Linked DNA regions of Homo sapiens: region 2 is linked to region 1. Evidence: read pairs that join two places in POLR2A ChIA-PET (ENCODE). Cell type or tissue: PC-3. All regions are shown on one strand.

Region 1 (8,000 bases):
TGTGTTCTCTCCTTTCTCTTTCTCTTCCTCTCTCCCCTCGTCCTTCCTTTCTTTCCCCTCCCACCTTCTCTTTTGTGTCTTTCTCTCAGACATACAGAGAAAACATCAAATTTATTATAGTGCCCCTAAGTTTAGTTTCTTTGACTCAAAACAATGAAGGGCTATTGCAATGTCTTTCTCCTTCTCACCCATTTAGTATCTTTAAAGTAATTTCTTAAAATGCAAAAGAATTGCCTATATTCTATGGAATAACTTAAAAATCAGAACCTGCTTTTTCACTTTCTTTCTCCTTTTATCAAGATCAGTATTTTTTTCCCTTGCCTAGAAATGATCTCTTCAAAAAGTCAGCAAAATATTTTGGCTTTCTTCAGCAGCACTTTGGGCTTCTCTGTTACAAATTGTATACACATTTTCCAGACAGGAGGATTTGAAGGGTTTAAATTATTTTTTAAATGATGTCTGTATTCTAGCAGATTCACATTTGCAGGAGGAAGATGGAGGCAAGGAAAGCTACTACAGAACATAATATGTCTGGAATCAGGGGACTATTGAGCTCTATGCAAATCTGGGAAAAGAAAATATCTTCCTCATACATTATCTACAGCAAGGATTTTGAGTTTCCCAGACTGAAGAAACAAATGCTCTCGATGGATGTAGTCTGTCATTCATATTGAGCTCACATATTTTACTTCCTGAAACCAAACAAATACTGATAAACTACTTCAGTGAGCCTTTAATCAAAATTTCGGCAATACACAGTTGTCGACAGAAAGATCAGTCTGTGGAGCCTGAAACCCTTTCATCATCAAATATACAGAAATAATAATTATATTTATCTGTTTGGTTCAGGCTGCACACCAAGATTTACCCTTGCCCTAAGGACACAGAAATCATCAGCCATTGTCATCTCTACAGAAAAAAAAAATCGTTAATAACTTAGAGGTTAAACAGTTCTCAACAGTTGTGGGGGCTCAGGAAAAAGAAATAAAAATAATACATTTTCCCCTGTAATGGTACAATAAACTGTGTATGTGTTAACCAATTAGCACTTCTGATAATAACCCTGAAAGTACCAGTGAGCATCTAGCCTGCCCAATAAAAAAAAAGGTGTAGAAAGGGGAAGAGCTTATCTCATCATTCTGATTTCCATCCTCTAAGGTTCTCTGTGTCTTGTATATTTCAATGCAACTTATTCCAAAAACATTTTTAAAAATAGATAAAATGGGCTGGCGTGGTGGCTCACACCGGTAATCCCAGCACTTTGGGAGGCCAAGGGGGACGGATCGCCTGAGGTCAGGAGTTCCAGATCAGCCTGGCCAACATGGTGAAACCCTGTCTCTACTAAAAATACAAAAATTAGCCAGGTGTGGTGGTGGGCACCTGTAATCCCAGCTACTTGGGATGCTGAGACAGGAGAATCGCTTGAACCCAGAAGTCGAAGGCTGCAGTGAGCCAAGACTGCACCATTGCACTCCAGCCTGGGCAAGAAGAGTGAAACTCCATCTCAAAAAAATAAAAATAAAATAAAAATAAAAATAAAAAAATGTAGATAAAATGTACAGGAGAGTTGAGTTTGAAAAACATTTTATGATGAAAATAGTGTATCTTAATTTGGATTCCCTCAAAGCCAAAACTGAAACAAGGGTTTGGTGAACTGAGGTTATTTGGATGGAATCCCAGGAAGCCAAAGTGAAGGAGCAGAGAGAGTTCAGAAAGGAAGCAAAGCTAGTCAAGATGAGTTTTGAGCTGATTATCACTGTGGACATCTGAGGCTTATTCCCACTGGAGTCCCTCAGGAGCCAAGTAGAAATGAACTTTATTGGAACTACAGCAAGACAGAAGGCTGGGGCATTCAGCCTCTGTCACAGCCCATAATTGATAGTTGCCCCAACCCTGAGAGCTTCTCCCCCATACATCAAGGCTGCATCTAATTGGGGCTAAAAAAGCTAAAGCATAAGACAGGGATCCCCAACCTTTTTGGCACCAGGGACAATTTTCATGGAAAAAATGTTTTCCATGAAACATGAAATGTTTTCCATTAAAGGGGTGTGCGGGGAATGGCTTCAGGATGAAACTGTTCCACCTCAGATCATCAGAAATTAGTTAGATTCTCATAAGGAGTGCATAACCTAGATCCCTCGCATGCACTGTTCACAAGAGGGTCCCTGCTCCTACGAGAATCAATTGTTCCTGCTGTTCTGACAGGAGGAGCTCAGGTAGTAATGCTCACTGGCCCTCTGCTCACCTCCTGCTGTGCAGCCTGGCTCCTAACAGGTCATTAACTGGTACTGGTCCACGTCCATGGCCTGGGGAATGGGGACCACTGGCCTAAGAGAATTCCCTGAAGTAGAGAAACTGAAAGGAGCTTGAGGTCAGAAGCCATCCAAATGCACAAGGGTTGCTTTCTATAAATAAGGGGACCGAGGGAACCAGTAACATCTACTACATATTTCTTGCTCTAGAATAACTTGAGAAGGTTGTTTTATGTTCCTCTTAAAAAGTAAATATAAGAACATTGAACATAGCCACAGTGCTGCTATTCTTTAGGTGGAATTACCTTCGCAAAACACATGTATTCAGAGGAAGGTCTTTATTTTCCCCTTCTCCATTTGCCTCAAGAAAAATACCATCACTCCTCCTCTGGTTCTTCCTTTTGGGTCCTGTTTGTCACATATTCCTTCTTACCTTCTTTTCACTCACCTCAACACTTTCTTCCTTCCTCCTCAATTGTCTTTACCTTTCCACAACTTTCAAGAATTGTGGAACATGACCTTTACCCAATTAAGACATAAAAAGTAGCCTCCAAACTGCCATAAAAACAATTTTGGGTCACTTGATTATTAAAATATTAGCTATTAAAATAGCAAGAAGGCCTCTTACTTGTTACATTGAATATTGTGAAAACATCTAAATTCAAATTCTGCTTTAGTCTATTTATAGACAGGGAGGGAGAGAGGAGAGAGAAGGAGGGAGGAAATAGGAAGGAAGGAAGGAACAAAGGAAGGAGGGAGGGAGGGAGGAAGGGAGGAAGGGAGGGAGGGAGAGATCTTTGTGATTTTGTTTGAAAAGTCTCCTGGTTCTGTTAGGTTACATCCTTCAAGCCCATCACTTTGGAATATATTTGCCCATTTTGACACTCTCCCTGGCCAAACACTCACACCAGTGGCTTCACTGTAATTACTGAATCTGCAGGTCATTAGGGACTCCCGTTAAAACTTACTACAATGTCTACAGTTGCCACATGTGTAATTTAAGAGGACACACACCTGCTTTAATTACAGGGCCCTTGAGAGATAACAAGATATAAGTAACATGACCAGATGAGAGTCAATTGCTGAAACTGTTTCTTGATAAAATGTGTTTGGCTCCAGAGGCTAAAGCTCACTCACTCTTTCCTATACAGCATCAAGGTGTCAACAGGCACACAGCTACTGGGAATAATTGAAATGCCTCTCTTCATTGAGAAATTGCTCATACAGTAAACAAAGCCCACATGACATAGCAGTAGATGTCAGAGTCATTGCTGGCACACTTAGTCATCAAAAGAAAACCTGGACATAAGAAAGCTTCAGTGGAATATTCCAGTGCAGATATTATAATCCAACATTTATGTCTTCCCTCAGAGAACATAACTTTATGCACCAAACTACCATCCTTGGGATTTGATTCTCAGTTTATTTGCTGTCTTTGTTTTTATTTTTTGTATATAATCTTGAAAAGACTAACAAAAAATCTGTTTTATTTGTTTTCAACCTGCAGCCTTCTTTTAACAGGTAAGAGGTTGAAGAAAGTGACATGTAAGGACTGGGAACTGTAAGCAGAGCATTCAAGGCATTCCCCAGCTCTTAAGCTGTATCATCTCATCCCCAAAATAATATTCCTGTCATTTAGCAGATGTTATTGTCAGCAGCCTATTTCTCTGGAAGAGTCAGGATAGGACTCAGTTTAAGGTGAGAGAGGGTAAGTTCATGCTCACAGAGTCTGCTGCAGTTCCAAGAGTATCTTCAAAGCAGCTCCCTGTGTTAAGTAATTCAGAGACACAAGTTGTTTCCATCTTGGGTCTCTGCCACCACAAGTGGAAACCTCCTGGGTTGCCATACTAGGTAAGAAGAACCTAGATGGCCATGCACGAACCCTTAAAACTGTTGTCTGGAAATGAAATACACCTGTTCACAGCCCATTATCCAGAATTAGTAACATGGTGCTGCTAGTTGGAAAAGACCCTGGGATATATGAAAAGCACTCAGATATTCAGGAAGCAGTAAATTTCTGGGCTATACTTCTCAATAATATGCTCTTCACACTCCCAACTAACTAATATTCCTCAAATATCATTTGTATTGTGTTACTTCCTCAGTAAAAAGCTTAGTATTATTCCCCAAGCACCTGGCATTTTTATGTTATGTAATACCTAGTCATTTTTTTCCAATATGCTTAAAGCTTCAAGAGGTTATGATTTAAGACAATACTTTTCAGATGGGTAATATTGTGGTCATGCTTAAGGTTCTGTAGGTTTGGCACTAGGACAGGGTGCTGGGGAAAATATCTTAAGATCATAAGTTCAGGGAGGGCAGGGCCCACATCTGTCTTCTCCACATTCAATCTCTACCAATCTCTACCACTACCACATATTACAATATCAGTAAATATTACTGGAATTTAATTGAACTTCATAATTTTTCCTGTGGCTAGTTCTATCTCCTGAAGCAAGTCTAAATTCCTCTCCACTGGCAATGGCTTTCTTAGGCCTCCTGTTCCACTTCTCTCCAACCCTGCTTCCACAAACATCATACGCATAACAATGAACACAACAATAAAACTCAGATCTACAACTTACAAGACACTTTCACAAGTATATTTTTCAGCCATAAACTCCTCTGTATGACATTCAAAGTAGGTATAAATATTCCCATTTTATAGATGGACAAGCAGAATATCAGAGGCAATATTTAAAACTTACCTCTTCTGATTTTAGTCCAGAGTTCTTTTCATCATTCCCGTATTCATGACAATCCATGCCTACACATTTTCCTTATACTGTTTGCATGCCACTTCACTCTGCTCTCTTCTGCCCTGCATTGCAATGTTTCCTACCTACTCTTCCTCCTCGACCTGGTTCACATTCTTCCTTCTCCAGAATTTGTTTTTAAACTACTTTACACCAAATCATTGTTCCTCCTCCTAATTCTGTTTGGATGTGCCACTTGTAGCTGGATCATAATCCACTATGCTTTGGGCCTTCTCTGTAATCAGATTGGAAATCTTGTGGGGAGAAATTTTATTTTCTACCAATTTGCTATGTCCCTAAGCATCTAACAATGTGTTTGATGCATAGCTCTTGACCATTTTCATTATACTTTGAAGAAAGAAGAAAAGAAAATTTGAGTAAACCTGTGCTTACTGATGAACCCTAACTCTAAATAGCACCTGGACTGACTTTGTTTATAGACATTGATGCCTTACAGCTAGTACAGAGTTTAAAGCCACCTTAATTTTAGATCCATCTTTAAAATGTTTTGTTTATAAATTCAAAGATTCTTATGAAAAATTAAACACCCATTTGTACTCTAAAAACATTCCATAAAGACACAATAAATGAGACAAGAATTATTAGCAAGTCTCTTAATAACTAACTGAAAATAACAGAATAAATAAACCACAATACTTAACCACTGTCAATTTAGTTCAGTACCCTCTTTCTAGCTATAAAACTAAGGGTGGGGAGTATTTTTATAGGACGGTGTAGTGGTTCTCTACAGAATCAACTTCAAATTAGTGAATAAAATTAAATCTATTATAAAGCTATTTTTCTTTTACTTTAGGTACTGCATTCCATATATTAACTACCTATTATGTAAAATAGCTCTTATATTTATTTGTGTAAAGGCTGTCAAGTATCCTGAAAGTTGCTGAAGAAATTAATCTCACCGGCATTTTAGGTAACACATCTCTTAACAATCTTCGTTATTCAGACTCTGAATTAGCCCTCTTTTGTCTTAGAGAGTGGGATTTTAGAACTGTTATAATATTTCTGAATTGAGCTGATTTCTTTCCAAAGTACATGAGCTAAATATTTTTTAAATTAATTGCCTCATATATTGAACATGCTTGCTCTATTACAGCATATTGAAAAGTAAGATACAGACCCAAACAAAACACTATGCCTCTAAGTTGCCAGTGGGATTTTGTAGGTGGTGAGGAAAACACATGGCATTCTAGTTAAAGAGGGTAGTTGTAATTCTCCGTGCTTATCATCAACATCTTCAAATCACACACTTCCGCAGCCCAGCATTCTCTTGGCTGACACTCATAATTCTTTTTAACTTTACAGAGTGGGGAAGCTAGTGAATGGGGAAGGAGATAAAGATGTGGGCAAAGTTTCTAAGGGGTTGAGTCAGATATGTATTTAGATATGCAGAAACAGAATTTCACATTAGGATCAAGAAAAGAGGAACATACTGGCTTATTCCTCCTCCCGCGAAAAAAGAAAGATCAAAATGCTAAGACAAAATGGGCCACAGTGAAGTTTAAAGTGTAGATGTTTTCCAATTATTCAGGGCATTTATGCTAATTGTACTGACAAAGAGTCTATCATTATTTTGGCTCCCTCACTAAGAATATTAAAAGATCTGGGCTGACATAAAGAAGTATGTAAAAGCAAAGTTTTATTACAGATGTCAAATTTGTTAAAGAGTGATTCATGATAGATTAGTTTATTGAAGTGTGTAATAAGTTTAATTACAAATCTTTTCAAATCTTTTTCCCCCTAACTCAATAAAGAAAAGGAAGAAGGTATAGTTTATCTTCAAAGGGGAGACAAAAATTATTCGTGGGAACAATATGGCAAAACTAATTTAATTCCTAGTAGTTTAAAATAAAAAAAAAAAAAAGGATCAGCAAAATGTGGCTAGTGCTGGTGGTGCATGATTACACCAAGCACTTTTTTGTTGAGACAGGAAAAAGATTTATGTTCCTTGGTAAAAGACTATGTATAGTGTGAACGATACTGAAAGGTAACTGAACAGAGGCTGATGGGAGAGATAAGGGAGCAAATGCTCACAGAGTCGTGTTGGGTCAGAGAGATGTGCAGAGGGAGGAATGTTAAACACCTCTGCATGGGCACTGGAATGATCACAGATGATTTTTTTAAAGTGTACTCTTCACTTTTCCATTCTACACATCTGTTAGCTTTTTAAAAATTAAAACATAAGCACATCTAAATTTAAATACAAATATATTTGCATTATGAGATTTACTTCTAAAGAAATATGTTGTGTGAAGAGAAGTCCATGTCATAAGGGGCCCCATCAGTGTAAGTACCTGGATTCCAAATGATACAGAAGGCATGCCCTACCAATGCATACAAGAATGAGGTCCAGCCTTCCATTTCCAAATAAGTCTGGTGCAGTTTTCAGTTGTATTTGATGATAAAGCAGTTGAACTCGAGATGGATAAAATGCAACTGACAGTGTCCATTGTAATAGAAACAATATCATTCATTTTTTCTAATTTTCCAAACCAGATGTATTTTTTCCCCATCTTTTGGATGCCCTGTGTTTCTATTTCTCAAATTACATGGCAGTAGTTATTTTGCACTCATTTTTTTTCTGCATCACAACTTTTTCCTCATTTGGGGGGGTTCCCTATTTCTCCGCAATGCAGCATCTAATTGAAAATAATTAAGTAGTTGTTAAATTGACTTGCGCCCCTCTTCTCATGCTGGTTTATAGCAAGGATAAACAAGTTGACAATCAATTAAAAGAACTATGTATTGACTAACTATTGTGTGCCCAGCTCTATAGGAAATGCAGGAGAAAAGGCCTTCTTACCCTCAATATGCATACTAGCTGGACAATCGAAATCAACAAAAGAATGGCTAAACAAGATTTGATTTTAGGTGTCAGCTCATATATCAGTTATAATAAAGGATGACTTGTAAGCACAGGAAAATAAGTGCAAAAGCAAATTGAGAAGTGGTGAAAAAAAAATAAAGTAGACTT
Region 2 (8,000 bases), 170 kb after region 1:
TTTATACTCTGTAGGAACCCCTAAACATTGAGGACACTTTGAGTATTCATTTCTGTCCAGTGCTATAGGAATAAATAAGTAAATTATCCATGTATACATAAAGCTTTCAGAAGCAGTATTAGAAGTTCATTTTATGAATTACAATCAACTTTTAATTTATACCACAGGGAAAAATATCCTTTTGTTAAGTTCAGTTTTACTATTTAGATTGGGAGGACATTGCAGTGATAGTGACTTTTATCCCACTCCTAATGTTCATGACTACAGAATCTACAACATACCAAATTATAAAACCAGCTTAGAGATGACATGCCATTCCTTTCCCCAACAGAGGAAAATATTTTCTCAATGGAATCATATTTAGAAATATAAATATAAATATGCAACATTCTCTTTTCTTTCACAGCTTTACCTTGTTGGGTACGCACAATTTCCTTCTGATGAACTACTTGTATCCAGCCAAATGACAATGATCAAATTATAGAGCAAAAAAATTATGTACTCTTTGTCACATTTCTTTATTACAGAGCTAACAACTTATTTAATTCCATTAATGAATGTGGTTCAGTAATAGTTTATCATTTTCCTCTTTATTTTTTAAAACTGAGAAAAAGAGGGAGGTTCACAGAGACAACAGTGTATTAGGATTGATGTATTCTCCAGTTTTCCTCTTGAGTTTAAAATCATAAACTACTCACTACTGTGAATTCTTAGGAGCAGCCTGTCAGATCCATTGTGATAATTAATATAATGGCATACTGTACATGCCACTGGTGTTAAGGCTGTTATCTTAGTGACTGTTGTAGTTTCTGACAATGCTATTTATAACATTACTATGTTGATAATGATACTAACAAACAATGTTAAACACAAACAACACAAAGTACTTTGCACTATACATACTGCAATAAAGTGAATTTCCTGGCCAGAAGTTGATAATCTAAATTGTGAATGACACCCACAGTACTTGTCTTCAGAGTATCTAAATATTGGATATAAGTGAGGCTTTGCCAAACAAGTACTGGGAAATCAGTTTTATGTAATAGCTCTTCAGATACAAATTGGAAGCTGGAGGATTTTATGAAGATTCAAAAAAGAGAAATCTTTGTTGAGATGAGACTAGTGTGAGCTGAGAAGTTAGTGAAAAGCAAAGCAAAGATTTAGACTGTTAGAATATCAAAAAAGTATATATTTTAGCAGTAACAAAGTAATAACTGAAAAGGAACTTTATTTCCCTAAACTTAGTTTCTGAGTACAAATGCAATATATTTAATTTTAGTAAGTAGACAATACAGAATACTATAAAGAAGAAAATAAAAAAGCATATGTAACACTATCAATGGGTAGATAATTTAAATTTTCAGTTATCTATTTTGTAATAGAGAAGAATCCCAATTAGATAAACACTTTAAGTACTTTTCAAACATTGCATCACAACCCATTGATGGAAGGTACATCAGTTTGGGGGTTTATGATCAGCATCCTTTATTACAATACAGTGGGAGATTGTATAGTATGATGGAAGTTTTTCATAAAACTTTTATTCATATTCGCAGGTTTACGGTCATTATGTAAAACATAATTCTAAGTGTGGGTTGCAGACAAGACACTGAAATTAACTGCTAAAAGACTTCGATTTTCATGACTTTAGTTGATTTATTTGAAAAGGAGAAAGGTGCCAGGCATGGTGGCTCAGACCTGTAATTCCAGCACTTTGGAAGGCCAAGATGAGAGGATGGCATGAACCCAGGAGTTCAAGGCCAGCCTCAGCAACATAGCAAGATGCCATCTCCACAAAAATTTAAAATATTAGCTAGGCATGGTGGCATATGCCTGTACTCCCAGCTACTTGGAAGGCTGAGGTGGGTGGATCACTTGCAGCCAGGAGGTTGAGGCAGCAGTGAGCCATGATCACAACACCGCACTCCAGCTTGGGTGACAAAGCGAGACTGTCTCAAAAATAAATAAATAAGTAAAAAAAGGAAGGAATTTCTATAGCATTCTAATAATGAGACATCTTTTGTAATAAACTTAATCTTGATAAGAAACATCTTTAAGCCAGGCATGGTGACTCAAGCCTGTAATCCCAGCACTTTGTGAGGCTGAGGTAGGCAGATCACCTGAGGTCAAGAGTTCAAGACCAGCCTGGCCAACATGGTGAAAACCTGTCTCTACTAAAAATACAAAAAATTAGCTGGGCATGGTGGCTGGCACCTGTAACCCCAGCTACTTGGGAGGCTGAGGCAGAAGAATCGCTTGAAAGCGGGAGGGGGAGTTTGCAGTGAGTCAAGATCGCGCCACTGCACTCCAGCCTGGGCAACAACAGCAAAACTCCGTCTCAAAAAAAAAAAAAAAAAAGAAATATTTTTAAAATACTGTTTTATTGTGAAACTGGTGAAGATATTAATTGCCTTTCCTTGGTTGCATTCATATATGCTGGATGTCACTGTCATTGAGCTGTTATTTACCTTAGGAGCTCACAAACTAAATATTAATCAAATAACCACACAAATATTTGTAAAGTTTCAGCTGTGATAAATTCCATGGTACTCAGAGGGCCCCAAAAGATAGTATAATCTAATTTAACATAAAAGAGAGTTCAGGGAAGACTGCCCTAGAAAAATAAGATCACTGCATTTTGAAGGATGAGTATGAAGTGAAAAGGAGAGAAGAAAACATTCCAGACAGAGAGGATAGCATATTCAAATGTCTGATCACCACAGGGGTCTCAAGGTGTACAAGGCCAAATGATATTCTACTTCAGATAGTGACCTGCTCTCAAGGAGATTATTACAGATCCTCAGTGACCAGTGGGGAGAGACACTGTCTTTCCTCGATGACAACAAAAAAGGAGCCCAACTCCTTACAAAAGCTTCTCTGCTTGAAATATAAACATGGTGGGTGTTTTAGTTTGTTTTTTATTGCTATCATAGAATACCACAGGCTGGGTAAATTATTTTTAAAAACGGAAATTTATTTATCACTGTTCTGGAGGCTGGTAAGTCCGAGATCAAGGTACTGGGTGTTCACATGAAGAAGAGCAAAAGAGAGTGAACCCACTCCCTCAAACCCTTTTCATAGTAGAATTAATCTATTCATGAGGGCAAAGCCCTCCTGATCTAAACACTTCCCATTAGTTTCCACCTCCCAACACTGTTGCATTTGGAATTAACACACAAATTTTGAGAGACACATCCAAACCATGCAGTGGGTTAGGTGATCTTTTATGTAGACTTCCAATTCTGTTATTTCTTTGTTTATTTTTAAATATATTGATAGTTCCCTTGTAAGTCAGGAAGCTGAAAAGCCTAAAATGTAAATGGACACCTTGAGGGTCAATGTTTGTCTTTATATACAAGTGAATATGCATATACCCCTAAGAGTAATTTCTTCATAAACCACCAATACACCCATTATAACAATAATAGCCCATTAATGCCTCTGCTTAGAGGGAAAAGAACTAAAAAACTTTAAATATATCTAGTATATACTGGCAAGCACATAAATACACACTGAGCAGCTATCATTCTGAATTTGAAAACCTGTGGGGTGAAGGCATATTTTGAGCTCTTGATTCCTTCAACTCTAAAATAATTTTATCAGGTTGTTAGGTATTCAGCATTAGGAAACTTTAACTTAAAGAAAGCTAAAGTTTCTAAAAAGGAAATACATTTAATTTAAGCAGAGAGTTCTGAAAAGCTCAATCTCTAAAGCACTTTTGCACCAACCTAATATTAATATATAAGAGTAGGAAAAAAGAAATAAAAAATGTGAGGTAGGTAAATTTTATCTTTAGAACCATATTATAATACTTTCTCAGAGCCATGTTAGTAGGTAATTCTCTCTCTGGTGCTGACTAACAAAAATTCATTTGTCTTTTAAAGCGTTGTTCTACATTTTATCTGCAGATCCAATTATTCATTTATTCTTTCATTCATTTAACTAACAACACTAGAAACATATAATTATGATTAAAAGTGTTTGTTGTATGATCTAGATATGAAAGAAACCCCTCTAATCCATTTCTTACATAGCAACAGGTATGATTTTGTGAATCTTAATTATGACATTGCCCTGCTTCAATGGTATTCCTCTGCATTTTATTTTATTTTATTTTGAGACACAGTCTTAACTCTGTTGTGAGGTTGGAGTGCAGTGTCACAATCTCGGCTCACTGCAACCTCTGCTTCCTGGGTACAAGAGATTCTCGTGCCTCAGCCTCCCAAGTAGTGGGGATTACAGGTGCCTGCAACCATGCCTGACTAAGTTTTGTATTTTTAGTAGAGATGGGGTTTCATCATGTTGGCCAGGCTGGTCTTGAACTCCTGAGCTCAGGTGATCTGCTCACCTCAGCCTCCCAGAGTGCTGGGATTACAGGCATGAGCCACTGTGCCAGGCCGACCTGCATTTTAGATAAAAATCTAAATCCGTATCATGTCTTCCAAAGCTCTATAAAAATCTGGTCCTTGCCTATTTTCTAGCCTCATCACACCATCCTCAATTACTATGCTCTGGTTATTCCAGTCAGTTTTTATGTCCTACTTGGAGCCTTGACATAGGCCATTTCCTTGGAGGGAACAGAATTATCTCCATTCTTCACCTAGATAATAGTTCCTCATTTTTCAGGTCCCTACTTACATATTCTGACATTCCAAGGAAAATTATGTCCCCCTGAACTTTTTATTCATAATACTTATCAAACTTTATAATCACATATATTTTTACATGAAGTTTTTTTTTTTTAATATTAGTTTTCCCCTCTAAACCATAAGCCCCAGAAAGACAAAGATCATGTCTGGTTCTTTCACTATATAGATAGATAGATAGATAGATAGATAGATAGATAGATAGATAGATAGATATTAGTAGCTAGAGCTTAACTCAATAAATATCTATAGAATGCTTTTGTTTCAATCCTAGGGCCACTACTAATTATTTAGCCTGGCACAAGTCACTTAACCTTCCTAGAATCAATTTTATCCTCTAAAAATGAGTACAATACTACTTTCCTCTTGCATTATATTGAGGTCTAAAAAATACCATGCATACATTTGCCCAGAAAAAGTGTAGGGCTTGATAAATAAATAAATTCCTTTCCCCACCCTGTTCTCTTTTAATTCCATGCACATCTAAAAACGTTTCAACACTCTTGTCCAAAATAAAGAAATGATTCACAAGTCTGGCATTTACCAGCCACTAGTTTACTTTCCCTTCCTACTCCCCAATTAAGAGAAAGCTCATTTTGAGGTTTAATGGAGAGTGTCGCAGGTTCATCAGAGTTCAATTCAGCAGTCTGGAGTGAATCTGTAATAATCCATGACCACAGACCAGTTTGTATTTTTCCACTAATAAAACTCAAGAATGGCTATGTTTAAATGGAATTTTGCAGGTCATTAATCCATTCTAAGGAATGACTTTTTTGGCTGTTTAATTGGGAAACGGTGGTAGAAACAGATTCAGAATCTGGATTTATCTAGGAGATAAGGTGGTAGACTGTTTTTGTCTTATCAATGTATATACTTCGAAAGAATTTCTGAATGACTTAAACTGAAAAAATTTTAAAGCCACTGACACCTTTCTGCATCAAACAGGATTTAGATGACAACATTTGTAATGACTCTGTACAAAATTCCTAACTCTTATGGGTCAGAAGGTTTTTTCTTATTTGAAACTGCGGGACAAAAAGCTTTAGAAGACTGCCCTTTCTTGTTCTGAACTGAGCAATGTCTTCTCTTTTGCTGCCTCAGAAAAACACATCCCTCATGTAAGTGTCTGGTTCAAACACTGGCAGGTGCCACGATTCTGGCCAAAGAAATACCAGGGAGCATCTACAGGGAGATTTCTAGGGGAGCTTTTCACCTCTTTAAATGGTACAAAAATCAGACGCATTCCAGCCGGGCGCGGTGGCTCACGCCTGTAATCCCAGCACTTTGGAAGGCCAAGACGGGCCGATCACGAGGTCAGGAAATCGAGAACATCCTGGCTAACACGGTGAAACCCCGTCTCTACTAAAAATACAAAAAATTAGCCAGGCTTGGTGGTGGGCGCCTGTACTCCCAGCTACTCGGGAGGCTGAGGCATGAGAATGGCGTCAACCCGGGAGGCGGAGCTTGCAGTGAGGGGAGATCTCACCACTGGGCGACAGAGTGAGACTCCGTCTCAAAAAAAAAAAAAAAAAAGGCATTCGTTTTTTCTGCCTCTGGATGTCATAAACTGCAAGAGACCTAGTATATGGCAGCTGTTTGGGAACGGCAGCTTGGGGCAAGTGAGATAAGAAATATTATTATCTATACTCAACAGAAGAATAACTGAAGTATACAAATGAGTAATTTTGTTCATAACACAGATTGTCTCAATTGCTACGAAATATCTGGTAACTCTCTACTCTTTCCCACACTTGCCATTTTTCCCATATTCCAACCTATCCTGGAAGTATTTATCCTGGCAAATTCCCACACCAATTCCCCATCACTCTCAAACACCATATATTTTGTAAAGTCCTAACATAACAACGGAAAGAAATATGGCCATTTATTAATCTCACACTTCAAGGAGATACATGGTTGGATGGATGGATGGATGGATAGACAGATATATCTTACACATATATTATTTAATATATATTGAATAATGTCTATTTAACACATCATGAGAAAATATGAATACATGTTTATATATGAATACATGAATATATGAATACATGTTTATATATGAATACATGAATATATGAATACATGAATACATATATGAACACATTTAACATATCTTTAACATATATACATTTAACAAATATGTTTAACATTGCATATTTTGCATGTATACTTTACAGAGAGAGAGAGAATAGTTAATGGCTCATGAAAATCCAAAACAGGACTGGAAATAATCCCCAATCTTCAGAAATTCACAAATTCCATGTCTATGTGAATGGCTAGCATTGTTCTTTTTGCTAGCCCATTGACAAGGAAAGTTCATGAAAGCAATGTTGGTAAGTAGTTTCTCTGCAGAGGGTCTAATGACTCACTGCCATTCCTCTCCTTTATTTATCTCTCTTTTTTGGGATAGTAATGACTGGCCCTAAAGACGATGACGGCATATCTACAGTGATTTAATACTGTCATCCATGGTAAGGACACATCTAAAAACTCTGTCAATAATCGGGATAATCAGGAAATACCAGATTTCTACAAGAAAACAAGTAGCCACTAGAAATGTTCAATTGGGGATTTAAAGTGGGTGCATATAAAGTTAAAAACAAGCATGTTATCACTAGCAGAACCATTCTATTACTATCACCATCCTTTCTCCATTTCTTCATATACTTCTACAACATCTTTAAAAGCTAAAGTTGAGGATGGAATGTTTGTTTTTTCTACTTTTGTTGGGAAACTTGAAATCTTAACTCTCTCTAAATGTAACATCCCTGTCCCTTGTATGTAATATTATATTGTATCTAATATTAACAAGCCTGAGAATAGGAGTGGCCTCCTCTCGGTCTGGTGCTTGCAGGTGGACAAGCAGTGGGTGGGATTCAGAAAATGGAATTCTGCATGGAAGTAGAATGCTTTAAAAAATATGAGTATAGGTACTTATCATTTATTTATAAATTATGCACCTATCCTTCCATCTCTAAACCACTAAGCCACAACCAATGATCAAACCATCTCATCACTAAAAATAAAATTACTTTTCTTTTTGTCTGCTAGTGTTCTCCTTTAGGAGCTCCCCCAATCCCCGCCTTTTTGCCCTCTGATCAGTGAGGTGAGCCAAGAAGAAGTGTCTGATTAATTTTGATGTTAACAAACATCATGGCACACCATACACCTTGTAAATGACAGCAGTAGAATTTCAGAATTAACAGTATCTGATAATTTGTTTTTGTTTTAATAATATCTTATTTTTAAATTCAGAATTACTAATTGGAATAGCCAGCTTTTTTATAAATATCAACAAATTAACAATAAGAAATATATATTGTATATTATAAGATAGGCATTAACACA

The links. Peaks named below come from ENCODE experiments on the same cell type or tissue, not always from the same donor. Only the 100,000 strongest peaks of a DNase experiment are listed, where the experiment ranks them.
Region 2: POLR2A ChIA-PET joins it to region 1 with 5 read pairs; 4 of 35 experiments call an interaction of 5 or more read pairs at or near these places.

Annotation. Positions count from the first base shown.
Region 1 is chr2:58,729,962-58,737,961 of GRCh38, reverse strand. All of the region lies in intron 2 of LINC01122 (long intergenic non-protein coding RNA 1122), which reads right to left. Among named protein-coding and RNA genes, the nearest start is that of LINC01122, 210 kb to the right of the region's middle. In PC-3, no CTCF peak of the experiment used is centred here; a DNase peak (open chromatin) is centred at 3,481; H3K27ac peaks cover 651 bases.
Region 2 is chr2:58,559,695-58,567,694 of GRCh38, reverse strand. The region is part of intron 1 of LINC01122 (long intergenic non-protein coding RNA 1122); the gene reads right to left. Among named protein-coding and RNA genes, the nearest start is that of LINC01122, 43 kb to the right of the region's middle. In PC-3, no CTCF peak of the experiment used is centred here; no DNase peak of the experiment used is centred here.